Regions from separate parts of the Homo sapiens genome. Here region 1 is linked to region 2. The links are chromatin loops, found by intact Hi-C in ENCODE. Cell type or tissue: psoas muscle. All regions are shown on one strand. Links, peaks and the distances in the headings refer to the core of each region. The heading gives the core; the rest is flanking DNA. Region 1 overlaps KCNQ5 (potassium voltage-gated channel subfamily Q member 5). Region 2 overlaps KCNQ5-DT (KCNQ5 divergent transcript).

Region 1 (11,306 bases), core at 1,696-9,695, 570 kb before region 2:
GCAGTCATAGTTTATGCAAACCTTAAATAATTTCATTTTTACTTACATAATTTGCTATTTATGAGCTAGCTAGCTAAAGTTAAAATTAAAATCCATGGTTTATAATTGTGATCAATACTAAAAATGAAACTGATTATCTTTTATGTTATTTCAATATACTCACATAATGATAAGTATGCAAAACAGAGTAGATTTTAAAACTCTTAATAGGTTTATCATTTATTTTTATACATCATACCACTCTTCAGGTGGTATTGCCTTTTTTCCAGTGCTTTACTTACAGATTTTCCTACTTTATGTATGAGAATTAAATAGTGAAAATTGGATTAATAAATATCATTTCAATTATTTAGAAAAGAGGAGTATGTGCAGTGGTGCCTGGAGCAACCTTGCATTGACTCCCAAGCACTGACTACTTTTAAGAATTTTGGTGGTTATTAGGCCGGGCGTGGTGGCTCACGCCTGTAATCCTAGCACTTTGGGAGGCCGAGGCGGGTGGATCACGAGGTCAGGAAATCGAGACCATCCTGGCTAACACGGTGAAACCCCATCTCTACTAAAAATACAAAAAATTAGCTGGGTGTGGTGACGGGCACCTGTAGTCCCAGCTACTTGGGAGGCTGAGGCAGGAGAATGGCATGAACCCGGGAGGCAGAGCTTGCAGTGAGCCAAGGTCACGCCACTGCACTCCAGCCTGGGCGACAGAGCAAGACTCCGTCTCAAAAAAAAAAAAAAAAGAATTTTGGTGGTTATTAAACACCACATATTCTCACTCATAGGTGGGAATTGAACAATGAGAACACTTGGGCACAGGGCGGGGAACATCACTTCCCAGGGCCTGTCATGGGGTAGGGAGCAGGGGGAGGGATAGCATTAGGAGAAATACCTAATGTAAATGACGAGTTAATGGGTGCAGCACACCAACACGGCACATGTATACCTATGTAACAAAACTGTACATTGTGCACATGTACCCTAGAACTTAAAGTATTTTAAAAAAAGAATTTTGGTGGTTATTAAATACAGCTGTTACTAAAAATTAAATTACATAGACTTACAATCAAGTACATTATATTAAAAATAAAGGTAATATGTACTCAAACCTCACCATTTCCTAATTATTTTACTGTATGTTACTCTCTAGGCTCTTGAGTTGTTCACATCTATTGCGTCTGTACCATGGAAATTCTATCTAATAATGTAATATTGCTCGTCTTCTCAATTCCTGCTCAGTGATGTCACATTGGTAGTTTGAAAACAGCTATGACAGGAGTATTTACACTACAGAAATTGGCAAACAATACAAATCAGGATTTCCTTCTGAAGAGCTGGTTGTTCAGCATTTACCAGTGCATTACTGATGCTAAAAAAAATCTTACTTATTAAGGATTAAGTTTTTGAAGATGGAGATCAAATAGATTTTCTCAACTGGCTGTGTTGTGGGTTGAAAACAAAAACATTAAAGAGATTCAAAGTGAGATATGAAAGTTCTAAATCAGGTTCTATGGTTTATAAGTGTGGAGGGAATGTTTAAAAGCATAGACTGTCTTTCTTTTTCTCTTTTTTTTTTTTGAGACAAGGTCTCACTCTGTCACGCCAGGTGGAGTGCAGTGGCACAATCATGGCTCATTGCAGCCTTGACCTCCCAGATCTGCCAATCCTCCCATCTCAGCCTCCCAAGTAGCTGGGCCTACAAGGAGATACCCCCACACCGGTTAATTTTTATATTTTTTGCAGAGATAGGGGGGGTCTCCCTATGTTGCCCAGGCTGGTCTCAAACTCCTGAGCTCAAGTGATCCATCTGCCTTGGCCTTCCAAAGGGCTGGGATTACAGGCATGAACCACTGCACTTGGCCCATAGATATTTTTGAAATCAATGATTTATATAAAGAATGATGACCCTGTCATTATACTTTCGTTAAAAGAAGACTAGGCATGTCCTAATAGCTCTCAAAGCTGTCCCCTCATTTGCATCTCCACTGCTATAGGCTTAGAAAGAACAAACCTTTCAAAATGCAAGTAAGGGCATATTACCTCCCTCCTAAAGTCCTTCACTGGTTTTCCCTGGCCTATAGGATAAACATCAAACTCCTAGAAGCACATCCTATATGGCTGTTTATAAACTGGCCTCTATCTCTCTTGCCTCATCACCTTCCACTTCGTCCTTGGAACTTTAGGTTCCAGCAACAATAAAGTATGTGTAGGTCCACAAAAACCCTAGCCAATCAATTATATACTTCAATTACTTCCATTTGCTATTTCTTTTTCCTGAAATCCTGCTGTGTTTTCAAAACTCTGTTTTAAAGTCACTTCTTTTGGCCAGGTGTGGTGGCTTACACATGTAATCACAGCACTTTGGGGGGCTGAGGAGGGAGGATTGCTTGAGCCTAGGAGTTTGAGACCAGCCTGGGCAACATAGTGAGACCCCTGTCTCTACAAAGAATAAAAAATTAACCATGCATGATGGCACATGCCTATGCTCCCAGCTACTTGGGAGGCTGAGGTGGGAGGATCACTTAAGCCCAGGAGGTCGAGGCTACAGTGAGCCTTGACAGTCTTGCCACTGCACTCCAGCCTGGGTAACAGAGTGGGACCTTGTCTCAAAAAAAGCTCACTTCTTTCATAGAAATTTTTATGATTCCAACAAAACAGTTAATCACTTCTCTGTTAACCTCTAGCTTAGTACCTAACACACCACACTGTAATTATTTACTCATATTCTAGCTTCCTCCACCAGACTGTGTGAGAACCTTGAATGCAGGGATTATGTCTTCTACTCTTCATATCCCAAAACTTGGCCCAGAGTTTAATGAACATGGGAGGTTTATTTGTTTAGAAGCTCTACTGTGGAGACTTCGGGCAACTCTAGAAGGAAGAGGGTAGTGAATGGTGAGAATTCCCCCCTTCTCTCTCCAAATACTCATCTCTAGTCATTCCTCTGCATGCTGCCTGCTCTCCAGCCCATCTGGATTTTCCTGTCACCAAAGTGCTCATTCATCAGGATTCTGTCTCTTTGCACTCTACCTAAAATGCTAATTGTTCCAGATTCAGCTCAAGCACCAAGTGCTCTAGGAAATCTTTCCTAACCACCCTCACTGGGGTAGATGGTCTTTCTCTGTGCTTTCAAATGCACTGTGAGGTAGCTAAATCTGTGGCAGTGTGTCTCACCCACTGGAATTTATTCATGCCAGGAACTGTGCTCTTTACTTCAGCATCTGCATAATCCCTGGCAAGTATTAGGGGGTTCATTAAATGCTAGCTGAAGAAATAAATGAGGATTTGCTATTCCATAGTTCAAAGATGTTTGTGTTCTGTGACAAGGCAGACTCTTGTACAGATCTTCTAAAAAGAATGCCTTAGAATAGATTGAAGTTCTTCAGGCACATTTCAGAAAGAGCATAAGCCTCTGAGTTTCCTCCATGAATAAAAAAACTTTCTAAAGTAAAAGAAATGTTCACTCATTCAATAGTTAGGACCATGTGGGGTTCAGAAAAGTCATTTAAATAGAACTGCTACTGAAAATCATGAAAACATAATTTTCTTTTTCCTTAGATTGCTAACGTAATTAGGATCACACAAAGCAACAGCATTGCAAGCAACAACATATCATTTTGAGGAAATAAGGAGAAAGGCAAGAACAGTGGAAGTCAAGAAATATGTAATACTACAACATGATAAGCAGCAAAAGTAAAGAAAGACCTAATAGCAAAACAAAACTGTCCAGGGAAAAGAGAGGGAAGAGCCTGTTGGGATGGAATTATATTGGTTGAATGAAATTTACAGTATTATAAGACCATCAAGAAAACAGTGGAAAACATGTGGCTAGAGTCTAAAAAGAATACAACCTCAGTTTTTCATTCCTAGGAGATTGCTATCAGTGCTTCCAAAAATCACGTGTGCCTGTCTTGCTCTAAGCAGGACCAGGTGTGAGGGATGCTCTCTGGGGCTCCTGTTTTAGCCATCATACTCTGTGAATGAAGATGCCAGGTCAGTGGGGTCACATAACTTGACATGTTTACATTATTCAATTATCTCAGCCTCCCTCTTTCCACCCAATCCCCTCTCACTTCTTTCAGGACAGTACACGATTTTCATGATCAAAATAGAAGGTAGAGAGAGGAAAATTTGTGTCCAAGCTAAGTTTGAGAAAGCATCTCTGAGTATTTAGTATTGTCCTCCTTGCCCCCTGCAGCATTTTCTTATTTCTCTGGTCATCATTGGAATGCCTGGAACTGCCTCTGTCTCTATGATGCAATGAACTTAACCTGGGCACCCACTATCCATCTGCTGGACACAGAGCTGGATGGCGGGGATACAAAGGTGAACAAGACATAGATCTTGCTCTCTTCAACTTAATGTTGAGTGGGTCTCCAAGAGTTGTGCTTGGCTGGATGGCTGGTGCAGTGCTAAGTACTTTACCTGCATTCTGTCAACTTAAAACTCTAAGAATTTTCCACCTTTGACATTTGGGTCAAGTAAAGCTCAGGAGGTTGAGTTACCTGTTCAAGGTCACAGAACTAGTAAGAACAAGGTTACTGCAGATGCCAAGGCTCACATTTTTACCATTCCACTCACAGTGCTGCAACACAGAGTGAATCCCAGGCAGGCAACCTTGTAAACATTAAGGAGAATGTTTAGGCTGTCTATGGATCTGACCTCCTACTCTGCCTTGTATGCTCTGACATTCTCACACAAATGAATCCAAGGCCACATTAGTCATTTATTCATCTCTGTCCTTGTCTTTCCAGAGGGGATCCCATACTTGGAAAACATCTGCCTTTCAACCTGGCCACCTGCATTCTCTCATAAGGTCCCTTCTGGGAATCAGTCCATGGCTAATATGGGTTACCTACCTCCAGTAATTGTAATGTTTTCCCTTTTATCACAAATTTTAGGGGCTGTCTGCTTACTTTACCTCATTTGTAGGATATATACATCAGTCTCATTGGAGTCTGTTAGTTTTGCTTTACAGGGTATATTTTCCAGCAAATATATGTAATATATTCCCAACGTATATCATGAGCAAAAAGCTACCCAATTAGCCTTTGATAAGAGGAGAGAGTAGGCCATTATCTTGTTACTTGCAGGGAGCAAGGAAGCTCAGAGTTCAATAATTCTAGACACCAGGAAAAAATATGTGGGTGCTGAAAATTGAGGAAAATGTCCCAAAGTAGGTATCAACTACGAATTCAAAAGGTCTTTCAATTCTTCAATTTTTTTTCTAAGACTTGCATTTCATATACTAAGGGCTTTAACTACAGGATGAGGGGGTGGAGGGGAGACCAGAGGAGTAGGGGAGTCCTTGTTGGCAGGTAGAAGAGTGAAACCTGGTTTCATGCTTAGTTCTCACATAGGCTAGCCCAGACCTTCTGTGTCTTACTCTCTAAACACAGCTGGGAGCAAGCCCAGAGCGACTCAGAGTCTAGACAAGGGCCAGAAAGCTTCTTCTATAAAGGGCCAGGTAGTAAATATCTTATGCTTTGTGGGTTGTATGGTCTTTGCTGAAACTACTCAAGTCAGCCACTGTAGCATGCGAGCAGCCATAGGACAATAAATAAATGAATGAGTGTAACTACATTTCAATAAAACTTTATTTATAAAAACAAGCCCCTTGGGTTAGATTTTGATCCCCTGGCTATAGTTTGCTGACCCCTGGTTTAGATAAGAAGAGCTAAGAGAAAATGCCCTGAAGCCAAGAATAAATGAAAGCCCATGAACTGGCCTGGGGAAGAAGCAGAAGACCTTGGTGGCCTCTTACATGCTTACAAAAGAAGTTTGATATGACTTGTGTATTTCCTACTAGAAAGGAATTTCTGGGCAAATCATTCTAGAGTTAAATTAGGACCTTTAAGATACATTTAATGATTAAAATGATAATATTAGATAGCACTTTATAGTATAATCCTATGATAAGGGTACTATTGCCATCCCTGTTTTGCAGATAAAGAAACTGAGGCACAGAGAGGTTAAGTAACTTGCCTGATGTTAAACATCCAGTAATTGTGGAATTAGGACGTGAACCAGTTTGGCTCCAGCTTTGAGCTCTTAATCATAAGGTTCCTCTATTGTCTTAACATTAAGATCTTCATACTTTAACACAAAATAACAACAATGAAAAAGACACTTTGATATGATATGATTGTTTTTACTCACATGTGCCTGGCACATAGTAAGTGTTCAATACACTTTTGCTAAGTGAATGTCCTGTTTTTACTATGTCTCTCCTTCTTTGAGAGAGGTCTAAAGTTTCATGCAAGAAGTAGTTAAGAAGTTCTACTAATTTTTCAAAGGATTACCTTAGAAGAGAAAGGGAGTGCTGAAGTGACTGATTCATCCTTTCTTTCATGAATATTCATTAAGTACCTATGACGAGCCCTTTGGAGGACCAGCAAAAGGCTGAGGAATAAGTTACATACTCATCTGCTTCTTTTCTTCATGAGGGTAGATTGCATCACTGGGATTAATACAGCAGCAAAGAGCAAAAGACCTCTAAGGTTAGTCTCCTTTGATGCTGTTGGTTATGAAGAGACTAGGAGTCTAATAAACCCATTGCACAAAACTGATATGCCCCAGCAGTACCACTAGAGGGTGTAAAAGATTCATCACAAACCTAAACTAGTACCTCCTCTTGAAACTGAAGTCTGCTCATACAATTTTCTGAGCATGAAGAAATAACTAAAGCAAAGTGAAACTCTGGGTAGACGACATCTATATATACACACGAACACATGTGCACTTATAAGGAAATGTAGGTGCATTTGTTGTGCTGCCATGAGTTCTAAAATCTTACAAAAGTCTTATTCCAATCCTCTAAATTAGGGTAAAAATATTGCATATGAATATGCAGAGATAAGAACGATGAGAAAACAGAAGCAGCAGTGACTGCTGCCACCGCCAAACAGATGGACGGACCCAGCCAGCAGCCAAACCATGTGCAAGGGCGGAGAGGGCTCAGCCAACTGTGAACTGAAGAGGCAGTTTGATTGACTGTCAAGACAGCAGTACTTCCCAAGCTTGGCTGCTCTTTGGAATCACCTAGGGAGCTTTAAAAAATGCCTGGGTCCTACCTCCAGAAATTCTGTTTTAATTGTTCCAGGGCATGGTCCAAAGATTTTATAAAACTTTTCAGGTGATGCTAATGTGTGGCCAAGGTTGAGAGCCACTGGAGTAGAGACAGGATTGGGGTGATGGTGGCATGTGGTGGTGGAGTGTGTTGGGGGTGGAACAATCCCTGCTCTCATGCAAAGAAGTGATCATGATTCATGCCAGCTTGCAAAATCTTCTAAGTCGCACATGTCAGACCCATTGACATGGCATTAGTGTGCCTTGGTGTCAGACCTCTAATCAGAACTGAAATGCTTCCCCGTCCTTGAGTGAGGTCTGAAGTTTCATGCAAGAAGTAGTTAAGAAGTTCCATTAATTTTTCAAAGGATTACCTTGGAAGGGAAAGGAAGTGCTAAAGTGACTGATTCATTCATTCTTTCAATGAATATTCATTGAGTACCTATGACGTTGTGCTGAGTATTGTGTTAGGCTCTGAACTGTTAACTGCTGGGCGCTGGCAGAGTTAAAGAAGCCTCCTACGTGATGACAATGATCATTTGGTCCTTGGTCTCTTCCTCTCTACAAGCATGGTGCAAGACAATGGTTGCTGCGACTGTGAGCTCTGATAGGATTTGAGAGTTTCATTTGTCCAGAGCTTGGAGCTCTCTAGATAAGCTCCATGTGGCTGCCTCCCCTAGTGATGCCTGATGAGTGGGACTCGAGAATTTGTCCATTCATTCATTCATTCATTCATTCATCAAACATTTATTGAGTGCCTATTATATGCCAGCTTCTGTGCTAGATGCCAGGGATACAGCAATGAAGAAACAAATCCTATTGCTTGGGCACTTTCAGTCTAGTAGGGCAGACAGACAAGTAGGCAGACAGTTAAAATTCACTTTGTGATGTGCAAGGTGGTGGGAAGCCCAGGTTGATATGGGAATGCAGAAGAGGGGTGTTTAACCCAGACTGGTAGAGGTGATCAGAAATGATTTCTGGAGGAGATGACAGTGCTTTACCTACTCTGCACCCTCATTTATGGGGATATTATTAAGTTTCTGAAGGTTGCTGAATGGCCCCCTTGTGATTGCAGATCTTATGTTTGTGGGGTGGATGTGGGTTTCTCCCCCTTAACCCCTCACTTTATGTTGGTTATTTGGGTTAATTTACACTACCGACATGCATTCCACATCCCTCTGTTATGGTTTGAATGCCCCCTCCGAAATTCATGTTGAAATTTTATGCCTAATGTGGCAGTATTGAGGGGTGGAACTTTTAAGAGGTGATTAGATCATGAGGACTCTGGCTGTATGAATAAATTATGGATTAATGGGTTAATGGATTAATGAGTTATCATGAGAGAGGAACTGGTGGTTTTATAAGAAGTGGAAGAGAGACCTAAGTTAGCACTTAGCATGCTCACTCTGCTTGCTATGTGATGCCCTGTGCTGCCTCAGGGTGCCACAGAGAGTCCCCACCAACAAGAAGGCCCTCACCAGATACACCTGCCCACCTTGGACCTCCCAGCCTCCATAACTGTAAGAAATAAATTCATCCTTATAAATTACTCAGTTTCAGATATTGTTATAAACATCAGAAAACAGACTGAAATACTCCCTCTTCCAGTTTGGAAAATTCTATCTTCTGATTTCTGACTCTCCATGAGAAATACAGCATTTATCTGTCTTAAAAGCACGGACCCCAAGGCTCATCCTTCAGGTGACCCAGAGCCTTTTGATCACAGAATTTCCCCTGAGGCAGCCCTCACTCGAAATTGATCACGGGACAAATCCAGCAGACAACTAGGGCTGCAGAGCTTGATAATTTGGGTCACTATTGAAGGCATATGTGTTAGTTATTTAGAATACTTTTTAATGTTGTTTTCTTGTTAATACATAAACATAATTCAACAATATAGATTTGTATTTGTGTTTACAGTATTTAAACTCTGACAGTTTTATAATCTGCAAAGCAAGTTATAAAATTATATATCTAAGATTCCTCTACTCTTCTTTCATCTTAGATCGGGTTACTAGACAAGACCAAGGAACCCCAGGAGTCCCTGGATGCACTGATCTGTCTCATTTTCTTGGTTTTAACTCTTGATAGAGAAATGTAAATTAGCTCCACGTGTGTACAGTCTGTCTGATATTCTCACTGTAGGGGCAAGCAGATATTCCATTTGGCTCACTTAGGACATTCAGACATTCTGTGGCCACACTGTTTCCACCACTGAGAGTAGACTTGTTCTCCTAATGCTTGCCATTATTGTCCTTTATATGCAGGATCTAGTAGGCTCTCCTGCAGAGTTTTTGTTTTTTTTTAATGTTTGTAGAGATGGGTCTTGCTATGTTTCCCAGGCTGGTTTCAAACTCCTGGGCTCAAGCCATCCTCCCAGCTCAGCCTCCCAAAGTGTTGAAATTATAGGCATGAGCCACTGCACCTGGCCCCTCCTGTAGATTTTTGTTGGATTTTCTTTTAAGGGTATAAGAGTAGTAAAACCCAAGCAAGAACTTCCAGATCCGAAGAAGTCTTTCCTGCCAGGAATTTGTAAGCATTGATATGGCGACTAAATTTGGGGATTTTGTGTTCCTAGGAGTGTAAAATCTTGCATAAATTTTAAAGTGTAAAAAAAAAAACCAAATAATAAAGTGTGAAATGAATAAGTAAATAAATAAATTGACTATACATGTTGACTACTTTAAAATATTTTTAACATGGAATAGGAGATTCTATATTTTTAGCAAATAATAGAAAACTCAGTTTAAATTATAGCCAAAGAAAAGGTTTAATATCTCACATGCTACAAAGTAAGTGCATCTTCAGTGAAAACACTACTTTAACACAGCCTCGGAGCAAATGTAGCCACAACTAATTACCTTCAAAACAAAAACAAGCAAAAACAACATTCCAGGGAGTATATTAGCTGATTTTAAAGATATGTGCTAAATGATCCATAAAATGTTCTTTAGCAGCGTCCTTTACTGTAACATGTCATAGATTGGCTGTCAAGAATGTCTTAATAGTGACTTGCAAACAAAGACTCATCACCTCTGCTAAAATAGCAGAGATGCCATCAGCAAAATTAAGAACTGGTGATGATTAAACAGCTTGTAGATTTAACAAAACCCGCAATGGCAAACACGTGCCTCTTCTTTACTTGCGGAGTATTCTTGCCTGAAATATGAAGTGAGATGCAAGAAGGATTCACAGCTGAGATTGCATTTTAGGGATGGTCAAGATAATGGTCCCATACATGCCTTTCAGAACAGGAATAACACAGGGGCAAGAAAACTGAAAAACTTTATCACCCAACCCAGGGTAACAGTGAGGCCTGATTTGCATATCCACCTCAGGAACTCTGAAATGTCATTAGTGGTTCTTCAGTTCACTGATCAGATCTGAGCTATTTTAGAAGAGTTGATGAGCCTTTGCTAGTTACAAAGAAATTCTTGACACTTCATCTATGTTCATATTAGAGTGAGAGATTCTGGTAATTTAAAAAAGTGTTCTATTTACCATCTGGCTTCAAACCCTTTTCCTTCTACTGAATTTTTCTCCGAAGTCACAGATGACCTCCTTGTTGCCACTTTCAAAGGACCTTCTCACTCTTTATCTTCTTTGACCTCTTAGCAGCATTTAACAGCGTTGACATCTGCCTCCTACTTGAAACACTTTCTTCCTCTGGCTTCTCTTCTGTCACGCTCTCCTGGTTTTCCATCTGTCTGGCTGTTTGAATCTATCTCCTTCAGAGCATTCTTACTTTTGCAGCTCCTGTTTGTGAGCCTTAGACTTCTGTGTTGACCATCTTCTCTTTTTACTCCCTGGGGTGAGACTTCCACAAACCATTTATCTCTGTGCTGACAGCTACCAAATTTGTCCATATTCCAGACTGCTCTCCTGGGTGTCAGATCCAGAGATCCACCTACCTGCTGAGCCCTACTGTGACTGCTTGAACTCAACACTCACAATAATGCACCATCTCCCCTCAAGCCAGCCTGTCTCACCATCCTCCAGATATGCCATCCTTGATTCCTCCTGTTCTTTCCCTCCATCCTCTCCAATCAGTAAATATCCAAATCCTATCTGAAATCCATCCTTGACTATTCTCCATCATGACTGCCCAGCTCAGGCCCCAGCAGATCCAGGTATTGTAATAATAGTTCTCTCTTCCCAATACATTCCTTACATTGCAATCAGAGTCATCTTTCCAAGTTTTCAAATGAAGCACTGCGTTAGTCCATTCTTGCACTGCTGTAAAG
Region 2 (11,306 bases), core at 1,586-9,585:
AGGGGTGAGAGCGGGAACAGCCCTGCCCTGCCTTCCAGGTATTATCTAGCCTGGAGGCTGGAGCGCAAGGTAACGCTCCGGGAAGTGGCACTCGGGTCCCCGCACACGGGCGAGTCCTCAGCAGTTCAGTGGACAGACCCGCAGGACGCGGCTGCCAAGTCCGCGAGGCAAGGACCAGGCATCTTCCCGCGCCTCACTCCAGCCTGCGGACTGTGACTTTCCATCCCAGTATCAGACAAGCTCGCGAGTAACTGAACATCCTTTCCAGTCCATGGGTGGGGTGTGGAAAGGGCGTAAAACTCCAAAGTGGCTCCTCCGCGGTGAGCGAGCTGCCCCGGGGCTCTGCCTGACTGCAGCGCGAAGCCTGGGAGAACAAACCCAGTTCCCTCCGTCAAGAAATTTCCATTTAAGTCCGAGAAAGTCATATGATTGAGAAGTTCAGCAGCGGCGGCGAGGACCCAGTGTCTGGGAAAGAACACCTGGAGGATGGGGTGTCCAGGACGCCGGCTTTTCGGGGTTCCGACCCCACCCACCTTATGTTGTAACATACAAGCTTAGAGACCTGTTGCAAGGAACAACTGACTGGGTCTTCCACCACCCCTGGCACCCGGGTGGCCCAAAGCCTATGCGCCCTTGGCGGAGAGAGAGGCCACGGTGCCACTGGCCGCAGCCTCTGGCCTTCAGAAACAGTGTATTACAAAGAAAAGGCAGTTTAAATCTCACATTCAGCATAGGGAAAACTGAAGGGTGCCAGGCTCGGGGACTTCTTCCAACAGAGTGGCTCTTCCCCAAATATGAAAGAAAATCATCAAATTAAATTGAAGGCAAAACTAAGCTTCCACCACAAAGACATAGCAGATAGTTGCAAGGTGGATTCCTTCGGGCCTTTTCCTTTCCTAAGGCTAAAACAATGCTAAGACAAAAGTCTTCTTGCAGCTGTCTCCGCCCCTCCGAGATAAATACTTTCCCAATTCTCCCCCACCCTGTACACACACCCACGCCCGCGGCAGCTGATTTCTGTCTTCTGCAATAGCTCGATTTAAATGCTTTGCTTTTACTCTTTATTATCACTATTATTTGTGTGAAGCCCTCTCGCCTGCTCCTGGTCACCAGCAGGAGCCTGCTTCCCTCCCTCCTTCCCCCCAAGCCTCTGGGCAGCAGAAGCTAGCTGGGAGCTCTGTGCAGCTGGCGGCGACGCCATGTGACTGTGAGCCGAGCACCATCACCCAGAGTCACTCTCTAGCTTTCCCCTAATACACTTCACACCCACGCACTGTGGAGGTGCGAGAGAGGTTGCTCCGTGCGGTGCTATTCGAGGCAGATGCAGAGAGCGCCCTGGAGTAAGCTCTCCAATCCTAGAGCTGCGCGGGACCCTGACTGAAGGCGGAGGGGGCGGGAGGGGGTGCTGTTGCTATATTTAGACTCCCTATGGAGTTTCTGTGCAGGGACTTTCAGGGTGAAAGATCTAGAGACTTAAAATGACTCGTGTGCCCGCTTTAAACGTCAAAATCTTGGCCTTTCTGCAAGCAGTAAAATGAAAACCACTTCCTCTTAACTTAGCTGTTTTCCTTGTTGCAGACTGCTACTTTCGCTGGGTAGGTAAAGTCACTTCCATCTCTCTGGCGCGGCTGGGCCCCGCGTGCAGGCAAGAAGTCTCAGGAAGGCAGGACACAGGGACACGTTTCCCTGGAAGACAGCCAGCTGTTTAATTTCTAAGTGATGCTTTTCTGGGGATGCAGCATTAGTTCTAGTGAAACTGTATTATTGATTAAGCAAATGCCATTTAAGCTTAATTAAAAAATAAAAAAGACCCGGTTACTGGTAGCCGTTTTGAGCTGCTGAGAAGGACCTTTCACTTATGTCTTCTAGAGTAACCGCCATTTGGATACACAGCCCAGAAAAAGAGGGCCTGCTCAAGTTTTCGCGGGTAGTGTGAGAGTTACTAGGAATCCAACAACCTGGCTTCCTAGTTCACTGTTCCTTCCACCAATCAATCTGCATCTCCAGCAGAGAATGGATAAAATAGCAAACAGTTCTGGGGTTTTGTATCAATCTCTGACTGCAACCATTGGGAAAGACTGGCTTAGCTGAAGTTCTAACCTTCCTACCTTTCAATGCCCAGAAAGAAAAAGCCAAGTGAGTCTGTGCCAACCTCTCCTACAAGAGCCTCTGTTTGCACCTTGCTTTATTTGCTACCTGCTAACTTCCCTCAAAAGACGGGAATTAACTTTGGAGAAAATAAGGTGTTTGCGATTAAGCTTTGTTGTTGTTCCTTTGAATACAGACGTTGCTAGGAAACTGCCTTTTATTAGTTCGTTTTGCTGAAATATTAAAATTCAAATTTAGAAAAGAGGATAGGCATACTGAGCAGTGAGTAAAACAGTGTATATTCTATGCATTATAATTACATTAGAGCATTATGAAGAGGTAAAGGCAAATGTTAACTGCTAGTGTAAAGTATGTGAGTTGATTGGCCCTCCCCATCTTTTGAGATGTGTTTGCTTTTACTCATTCATTCTCTTAAGATGCTTGCCTGAAATTTATGACCTTGGAAACATTTTCTGAAGTCTACATGGATATGGTTTCAACTGAACATAGTTTCTAGAGATATTTTATTTTAGTGTGTTTCTTTTTCTTTTTTGGAGATGGGGTCTTGCTGTTTTGCCCAGGCTGGTCTCCAACTCCTGAACTCAAGCAATTCTTCCACCTCAGCCTCTCAAAGTGCTGGGATTACAGGCGTGAGCCACTGCTCCTGGCCTCAGTGTGTTTTCTATCCCATTGTATTATTCTTCTGAAAGGTACTCTGAAATAATAATATTTGAAATTCTATACATGAGCTAGAGATGCACAAAAAAAAGACTTTCAATGCTCATAAGAGGGGCAGAATAACTGGATCTGGACGAGTTTCACAAAGCATCAATGACTCACTCTCCCACTTTCCTTCTTCTTCATGCCTACCCATTTTCTCATTTGCGCCTATCTCCTACTACAAGATACGCTCTTTAGTAGCCACTCTTTAGTGATATGGGTGCATATTGATCCATTGTGAAATTCCTGGGCTAATCAGACAGGGAATGATAAATAGAATTCTTAAACCCTATAATAAAAAGGAAATGCATGTGACATGAGTCTGCTTGGGAAAATAATGAAGGGGCAAATATAAAACTTAAAAAGTAGAAAATAATCAACAAAAAGAAAATGCACTAATGGAGAAATGGAAATTCATGATTGGCTGCTGTTTAATGATGTGCACAGGGCTCAGCAATTTGCCTTGTAAGCTTAGGGGTAGAACTGAAGTCTCCAGACTCCTGAATAGGAGTCCCTTTAAGCTACCACCCTTCTCCTTAGCTTTTATTTCCTTCCAATCAGGCCATAACCAAACCAATAAGCATAACAGCTATATTGCATTTCATAGATATCATAACCATTGGTTCAGTAAACATATTTATCTCCTGCTATTATTTTAAATGTATCAGCATAATATACCATTTGTTTTGATCAGTCATCAACAATTCTTATCTCTAAGAGTTATGATACAAACTTCTCACGCTCTTTCTTCAACAAGCAGAAATTAATCAGAGAACCCAGGACAACGTCAGAGATCATATGAGCCTCACCAGACTGCATGAGAGTCATAACACAGTAGGAGTCCCAGGCCTACCTCACATGGCAAATGGGACAGTGTTCTTCAGAACAACCTCTGCCCCAGGGATGCAGAAAGGAGGTGGGTGTGAATGAGTGTGGCTGTAAGGAGAGGCTGGTAGAGAAATAGTGCGGAAAGGGCTCAACAAGTTCTCACCATTTTTATTCCAGCAGCTAACAAAATTACTGTTTCTAGGAATTACTGAAATATTGTGCTGATCACAATTGTTGAAGCAAAATAATAGCAAATACTTATCATGTGTTTTGTATGTGTTAGGCACTGTGGTTTACAGTAATTATTTCAGGCCGGATGTGGTAGCTCATGCCTGTAATCCCAGCACTTTGGGAGGCCAAAGTGGGTGGATCACTTGAGATCAGGAGTTCAAGACCATCCTGGCCAACACAGTGAAACCCCGTCTCTACTAAAAAATAGAAAAATTAGCTGGGCATGGTGGCAGGTGCCTGTAATCCCAGCTACTCAGGAGGCTGAGGCATGAGAATCGCTTGAACCTGGGAAGTGGAGGTTGTAGTGAGCCAAGATGGTGCCACTGCACTCTAGCCTGGGCAACAGAGGGTGAGACTGTGTCTCAAAATAAAATAAAATAAAACAAAATAAATTTCACTTAATTGTGACAATAGTTTCATAAGTAGGCACTACAATCATATCCAATTTATAGGGGCAGAAACTGAGGTGTAGACAAGTTAATTTTTTTTTAAACTAAAAATTAGCTGAGGCAGGGCAAAAACAGAACCAAAACTAGATTTTTAACTACTAATCTATATCAGCTTTTGAATAAAAAATACTTAGCCTATTATTTTGTATTAATAATCTTAATGGGTTTTGTTACAAATGAAAAGTACTGGAAAGTTTCTATTGGTTATCTTGGAGGAGGATTTGAGGTTTTATTCTAAACACAGAAATAGCTTCAATATTTCTCTTCACTTTTCCTGTGGAAGTAGGAGTTTCCCTGCATAGACACTCTTCTGTGCTGAAATTTTAAAAATAGTCCCAAGTCTCATAGTATCAATTTCTTGAAATTGTATTTACATTTTGATCTTTTTCTTAATGCTATTCTCAGCTTTATTTATAAAACCCTGTTAATCGTATTTGGCCATACCTGATTTCATTTTTTCTGACATGTTAATATGTCAGCACTGCTCTCTATCTGTTAGCCAACTATTTAAACATATCTCTCTGGGAATAATAGAGTTAGTTGAACTTTTTAAGATCCATATATTTAGAAACTATGTGAAGAGGTTGCCACAGAAGGCAAACATCTCTTTTAAGCTAGTGTACCGGAAAATTCTGTTACTAGTCTGTGCCCCCTAGTGGTACTGACATTTTACCATTGTTTTTTAAAAGGAAATTAAGAAAGCTTCTTTTACGAAGTTCTCAAAACTTATTACTCTCTTCAACAAGTAATCTTCAACTATCAGGTGTCAGCTACCTGGAGTGGTGCAATGATGAAAGACAGTCCTGATTCTTATTATGTTCATAGACTAGTAGGGTAGATGGATAAATGAGCAAGTAATTATAACATGGTGATGAGTTCACACAGGTTTGCACAGAATGTTATAGAAGCTACAGAGGTTCCTAAAGAATGTAATAGCTGAGCTAAGTCTTGAGGAATAACTAGACTTTGGTGAAGACATGAGGGATAACTCAAAGAGAAAACATTTGAGAAGATGTGACGGAGTCTTGCTCTGTCGCCCAGGCTGGAGTGCAGGCACAATCTCAGCTCACTGCAACCTCCACCTCCCAGGTTCAAGTGATTCTCCTGCTTCAGCCCCCCGAGTAGCTGGGACTACAGGCATACGCCACCACGCCCAGCTAATTTTTGTACTTTTATTGAAAACAGGGTTTCACTATGTTGGCCAGTCTGGTGTTGAACTCCTCACCTCAAATGATCTGCCCACCTTGGCCTCCCAAAGCGTTGGAGTTACAGACGTGAGCCACCGCGCCCAGCTGGAGAAGATGTGAAATTTTGAGAGCTGACCATACTTTGAGAATAATAAGTAGTTGGATTCTACTGAAGCCCAGTGGCTTTTGGAGGTGTAGCAATAAGCAGGAGGCAGCAGAAGTAAGACAAGGGCTGTATGACAAAGTCTTGGCAAGAACTTTGAATTTTATCCTGATGTGAGTGGGGAGAGCCACTGAAGAACGTGAAGCCAGAAACACTACATGTTACTACTTCTACTTTCAGAAAAGGCTTAATATGGATTATACACCTACAAGTGGCACACACTGTTCCAAGTGGAGACTCAAAGATGATAACGATACAGTGTTTATGCTATAGGTTTGTGAAGCTACCAATCCATGGACAGATGTTAAACCTAACTTCCAATTTCAGGTACAAATATCTGAGTAAATGATGGTATCATTTACTCAATCAGTAAAGGTCAAAGAGAAGGCAGTCTGAAGAAGGGAAAGGTGTTCAATTTTGCATTGAGTTTGACATACCTGTTGAGACAGCTCAGTGGAGATATCCAGTTGATGCTTGGATATATGGACTTACAGCTCAGGGGGAGCTAGAAATTGAAATTTGAGAATCATCAACCTATATTTATAATGGGTGAAATCAATAAGTCGGAATCAAATTACCTGGGGAAGCATGCAGATTTGTTTAAAAAGGAAGAGGCCTGAGAACCCAACCCTGGTAAGCATGACCATTCAGGATAAGAGAGAAGGAGCAAGTAGGGAAAGAGACTGAAATAAAGAAACCTGAGTAACCACTGAGGACCACTGCTACAATAGAGAAAAAGGAACTTCATTAGGGAAATGCCTGAAAGCGAATAAGGTAAGGATTTTGGATTTAGCAACAAAGAGGTCATTTGAAGAAGTTGTTTTTATTTTTATTTCCTTGCAGAATTGTAGAAATAGAAATCAAATCAGAGTGAGCAGAGAAACAATTTGAAGATAAGGGAATGGAGATAATTATTTTAAAGTGGGAGAAGCAAGCAGAAGATTTAGGTTTGAAGAAGGCACTATACAAAATAATGTTGATTCACTTGAGACTTGAGTGGCTGTTACAGCCACTCTCACAGGTCCCGAGGCTGAGCCTGCACAGGTGTTTCGACAACTAAGCTGCAATTTTGACAGACACTATTTCACTGTCAATTGTGCGGCCTGCAACAACTTGGACATCTTTTATTGATTTTATTGAGTACTTTAATAACATTTTAATAAAAGCCATTATATTTTATTTCTAACATTTCAAAAAATTCTATTTAATAAGTATGCATTTTTCGTGTTTAGTTTTACCAAGAAGGAAAATGCATGCTAGATAAACTACATTTTTGTTTGATTTTATTTGTAATCAAGGCTGAGGAACTGACCAGATCAGAAAAAGAAAGTCAATACCTGCTAAGTATTCAACACAGTTTTCAACAGTGCTACTGAAAGCTACAGGAGATACCAAGAGTCCCTCAGACAGGTCAGGGATTGGCAAGAGTGGGGTCATCAAGTTTCTGGAGTTTCAATAAGATATTTGCTTTTTTCTTATATATACATATTAGCTTTCTGCATAAAATTATATTAACAGAAACGCTATTAAAGTTGTTTTTGAAAAACAACTGAACTACAGAATGGTCCTGTTTGTTGGAGTATTTAGAATACTTTCAGGCCAGGCGCGGTGGCTCATGCCTGTAATCCCAGCACTTTGGGAGGCCAAGGCGGGCAGATGACCAGGTCAGGAGATCGAGACCATCCTGGCTAACACGGTGAAACCCCATCTCTACTAAAAACACAAAAAATTAGCCGGGCTCAGTGGCGGGCGCCTGTAGTCCTAGCTGAGGAAGGAGAATGGCATGAACCTGGGAGGCGGAGCTTGCAGTGAGCCAAGATCCTGCCACTGCAGTCCAGCCCAGGAGACAGAGCGAGACTCCGTCTCAGAAAAAAAAAAAAAAAAAAAAAAAAAAGAATACTTCCTGCCTCTTTTTGAGTCATGGCTCAGTTACAAAATGACAAGGCTCATGGTCCACTAAGACAAAAGGAGGAGGCCAGTGGTAGCCAGAGGTGGTGGGCCTGAGTTTTTGGCTATCCTGGGTCTGCAGCAGTGACTGGATTCTCTGGATTATAAAAAGCATTAGGATTTAAACAGTACAAAGTGTGGGCCTTGTATAGGAATCATGAAAGTAAAAAGAGTTAATTGGAGCAAGAGGCAAATGTCCTAAAAAAGAAAGGGAATGTGAGATTGCAATCAAGTTGAATTTTACCACTCTGGTGTAAAATTTTGTTGATACATAATACAGGGACTGTGACATAAAGGGAGTATTACCTGGCATGTTTTCAAGTTTCTGGTTTCCTTTTTGCATGTTATTTTGTATCTAAGACTGAAGTTTTTTTGTTTTTTTTTTTTTTTAAAAGAGAGAGACACAAAGTTGAAATTGTTTTAAGGAAGAAGATATATTCTGTTGTGAATAGGAAGATTAAAAATGAGAAAGAAGGCAGGGTGCGGTGGCTCACACCTGTAATCCCAGCACTTTGGGAGGCTGAGGCGGGCAGATCACGAGGTCAGGAGATCGAGACCATCCTGGCTAACATGGTGAAACCCTGTCTCTACTAAAAATACAAAAAAATTAGCTGGGTGAGGTGGCAGGCACCTGTAGTCCCAGCTACTTGGGAGCCTGAGGCCAGAGAATGGCGTGAACCCAGGAGGCAGAGCTTGCAGTGAGTCGAGATCAGGCCACTGCACTCCAGCCTGGGCAACAGAGCAAGACTCCGTCTCAAAAAAAAAAAAAAAAAAAAAAAAAGAAAGAAGCAGGGGGCCACAAACCCAATATTAGTTTTGATGACAAAAATCGAAAAATCGAAAGTGGAGCAATAAATACTAATACATATTTAAATATATTTTAAAATATGCTAAGGATTTGGAGTCATAAAGAAACTTATGAATTGTGGGATCCTGATTCCTGGCTGATTACCAAATCTCACTAAGTCTTTGTTTCTTTCATGTTTAAAGTGAGGATAATAATATCCTTATCACAGGACTTTTGGGGTAGCTAAAATAGTTTATGTAAAGGTCTTATCTTAGTGCTGACACATAATAAGTACTCAGTAAATGTTAACTACTACTAATATTTATGTATAACAAGATTTAGCTTGGGTTCCATTTGTGATTTAGCCTGCAATTTGAAATAATAGCTGATTAATTCTCTGAAACATTAGCTTCCATAATTGTTAATATTTAGCTGAAATTTAGCAGATACAAAAAAAAAAGTAATGTAAACTTGTAAAAAAAAATGGATTATATGAATAAAGCTTGAGATAACCCAGAAGAGAAACTTTAAGTTTTGCAGATGATCTCGTTCAGGTGACTATTTGTGAAGTTTAAAAGCAGATGAAAGCAACTATGTCTCATAGTGTACCAGGCTATGCAGTCATAGATGTATATTTTATTAAGGGCTACTAGATACAACTAAACAAAGTAAACCTTAATGTATAGAGTTTTGCATATCATTCTACTTTTAACAGCAATATTCAAATGGTAATGGATATTTAATCCTTTCATTCTAAAATATCTGTGATATTTCAGATGTCTGGTGAGAGCTGTTGAATTCATTATTCTAGAATATCTGTGAATTTATGATTCTAAAGTTTTTCTGAACGGCAGAGGTCTGAGAATTTGATGAAAGCCTTCAAAAAAGTTTTAAAAAACGTATAATTTTGCATACAATTACAACTTTTGAGGCTCACAGACTCTTGGAAATAATTTTTAAAAACCTAGCTAATCAATCCCAGATTATGGGCCCTTGGGCTGTAATTCTTAAAGGAATGAGTTGTTTTTTTAAACTTTTTGAGATGGAGTCTCATTCTGTTGCCCAGGCTGGAGTGCAGTGGTGCAATCTTGGCTCACTGCAACCTCCACGTTTCAAGCGATTCTCCTGCCTCAGCCTCCTGAGTAGCTGGGACTACAGGCACGCACCACCAAACCCGGCTAATTTTTGTATTTTAGAGACAGCGTTTCACTATATCAGCCGGGCTGGTCTCAAACTCCTGACCTCGTGATCTGCCTACCTCAGCCTCCCAAAGTGCTGGGATTACAGGCATGAACCACCACGCCCAGCCAAAGGAATGAATTTTACAAAGATTCTCTTGAGGATATCTTCAGGATGACTTATATGGGATATATGGGAAAATTTGGAATAGCTAGAACTTCCTCGACCTCCCTGGTAATCTGCATTATTTCTCATGATTTGGTTGGGAGTACCTTGATGACACTTCTATCAGGGAGGTACTAGGACAGCAAGGTTTGTGGTCACTATAAAGCCCTTGAACTGAGATTTTGGATCTTTGTTATAGGTCTTTCTGTTAGAAAACAGCCTTGAACTCTCATTACATTTTTCATATGGTTATATTATGGGATCACATTTACTCAGAATAATGGTGTTTCTATTCCAAATTAATCTTCCAGAGTTTGGATACTTTTTATTTTTTATTTTTTATTTTAGAGACAGGGTCTCAGGGTCTCACTCTGTTGCACAATTTGGAGTGCAGTGCTGTGATCATAGCTCACTGCAGCCTTGAACTCCTGGTCTCAAGCAATCTTCCCACCTCAGCCTCCTGAGTAGCTGGGACTACAGTGTCAAGCCACCACATCTAGCTTTTTTTTTTTCCTTCATTTTTTGTAGAATCGGCATCTCACTATGTTGCCCAGGCTTGTCTTGAACTCCTCCTCCCTTGGCCTCCCAAAATTCTGGGATTACAGGTGTGAGCCATGGCACCTGGCAGAGTTTGAATATTTTAAAGCCAAGAGCATGCATGTATGTGTAGTTTAGTGAGTGCATATATAAACACATATATATGTATTAATATAATTGCAATCTAAGCTTTAAAATATTGCCCACTAAAGCATACAAACTGCCATGAATCTACTCATGCAGTACAAGGGAAGACTATGAGTACAGCCAGAACCTCAATTCTGGAAAATATACTAAAGTCATCTCTATGCTTAAGGCTTTATCTCTGCCGCCTAACAGTACACTATCATGGGATATACTCATTTTTGTTTCAGTCATCTCTCAGGAATTGAAGTCTTGACCCATATCTTAAAATGGTGACTAGGGTCCTGTTACAGGTTTACCTACTTCCACAATGTCAATTGCCTGCCTGCCTACCTACTGAACCTCTGGATGTCATCTTGGCTCCAGCATTTCTGTGTTATACACATTGAATAACCTGCTAGTGCATAATTCTACAAAAAAGAATACACTCTTCTGCCTAGCAGACTATTTCCTGCCCACACCTGATGCTGAGGCCATTCTCCCCAGCCCTTGCCTGGACCCCTTGCCTGGGCTGTCAGTGTTCAGTTCTGCAGTGGCTAGCTGGGTCATGACTAATCATGCTTGAGTTTAGACCAAACCCCTATCTCATTCCCTTAATGAGAATTGTTTTAATTTATCCATTCCTCAATCCAACCTACAACTGCTGAGTTCCTACCACCTATGTTAAAACTGTAGAACAAACATTATCCCTACCTAATTCATGCCATAGTTTACTGTATTTTTTCGAAAGATTTAAAATATTTTTAGAGCAGACTTAAATACATAACATGGAATGATAGAAAGATTACCTAAAACTTGACAACCCCAAACCAACTAATATGTTTTATAAACATTTATTCATCTGGAGCTACTTCTTTACAACAGCGGTAATTTTGCCCCGC

Evidence for each region. Hi-C counts contacts between places; a loop is a spot of excess contacts. Peaks named below come from ENCODE experiments on the same cell type or tissue, not always from the same donor. Only the 100,000 strongest peaks of a DNase experiment are listed, where the experiment ranks them.
Region 1: a loop joins it to region 2, with 4 times the contacts of the local background. A loop is called at or near these places in 37 of 110 quality-filtered maps.

Annotation. Positions count from the first base shown.
Region 1 is chr6:73,176,493-73,187,798 of GRCh38, reverse strand. The region is part of intron 11 of KCNQ5 (potassium voltage-gated channel subfamily Q member 5); the gene reads right to left. Among named protein-coding and RNA genes, the nearest start is that of KCNQ5-AS1, 39 kb to the right of the region's middle. In psoas muscle, for the core only: a CTCF peak has its summit at 6,584 (motif pointing right); no DNase peak of the experiment used is centred there; H3K4me3 peaks cover 649 bases; H3K27ac peaks cover 1,583 bases.
Region 2 is chr6:72,610,269-72,621,574 of GRCh38, reverse strand. KCNQ5-DT (KCNQ5 divergent transcript) reads left to right here. Exons shown (of 3, transcript NR_186827.1): 2 at 3,569-3,724; 3 at 5,502-7,215. Among named protein-coding and RNA genes, the nearest start is that of KCNQ5, 6.1 kb to the left of the region's middle. RefSeq lists an enhancer at 937-1,126. In psoas muscle, for the core only: a CTCF peak has its summit at 4,977 (motif pointing left); no DNase peak of the experiment used is centred there; H3K4me3 peaks cover 907 bases; H3K27ac peaks cover 801 bases.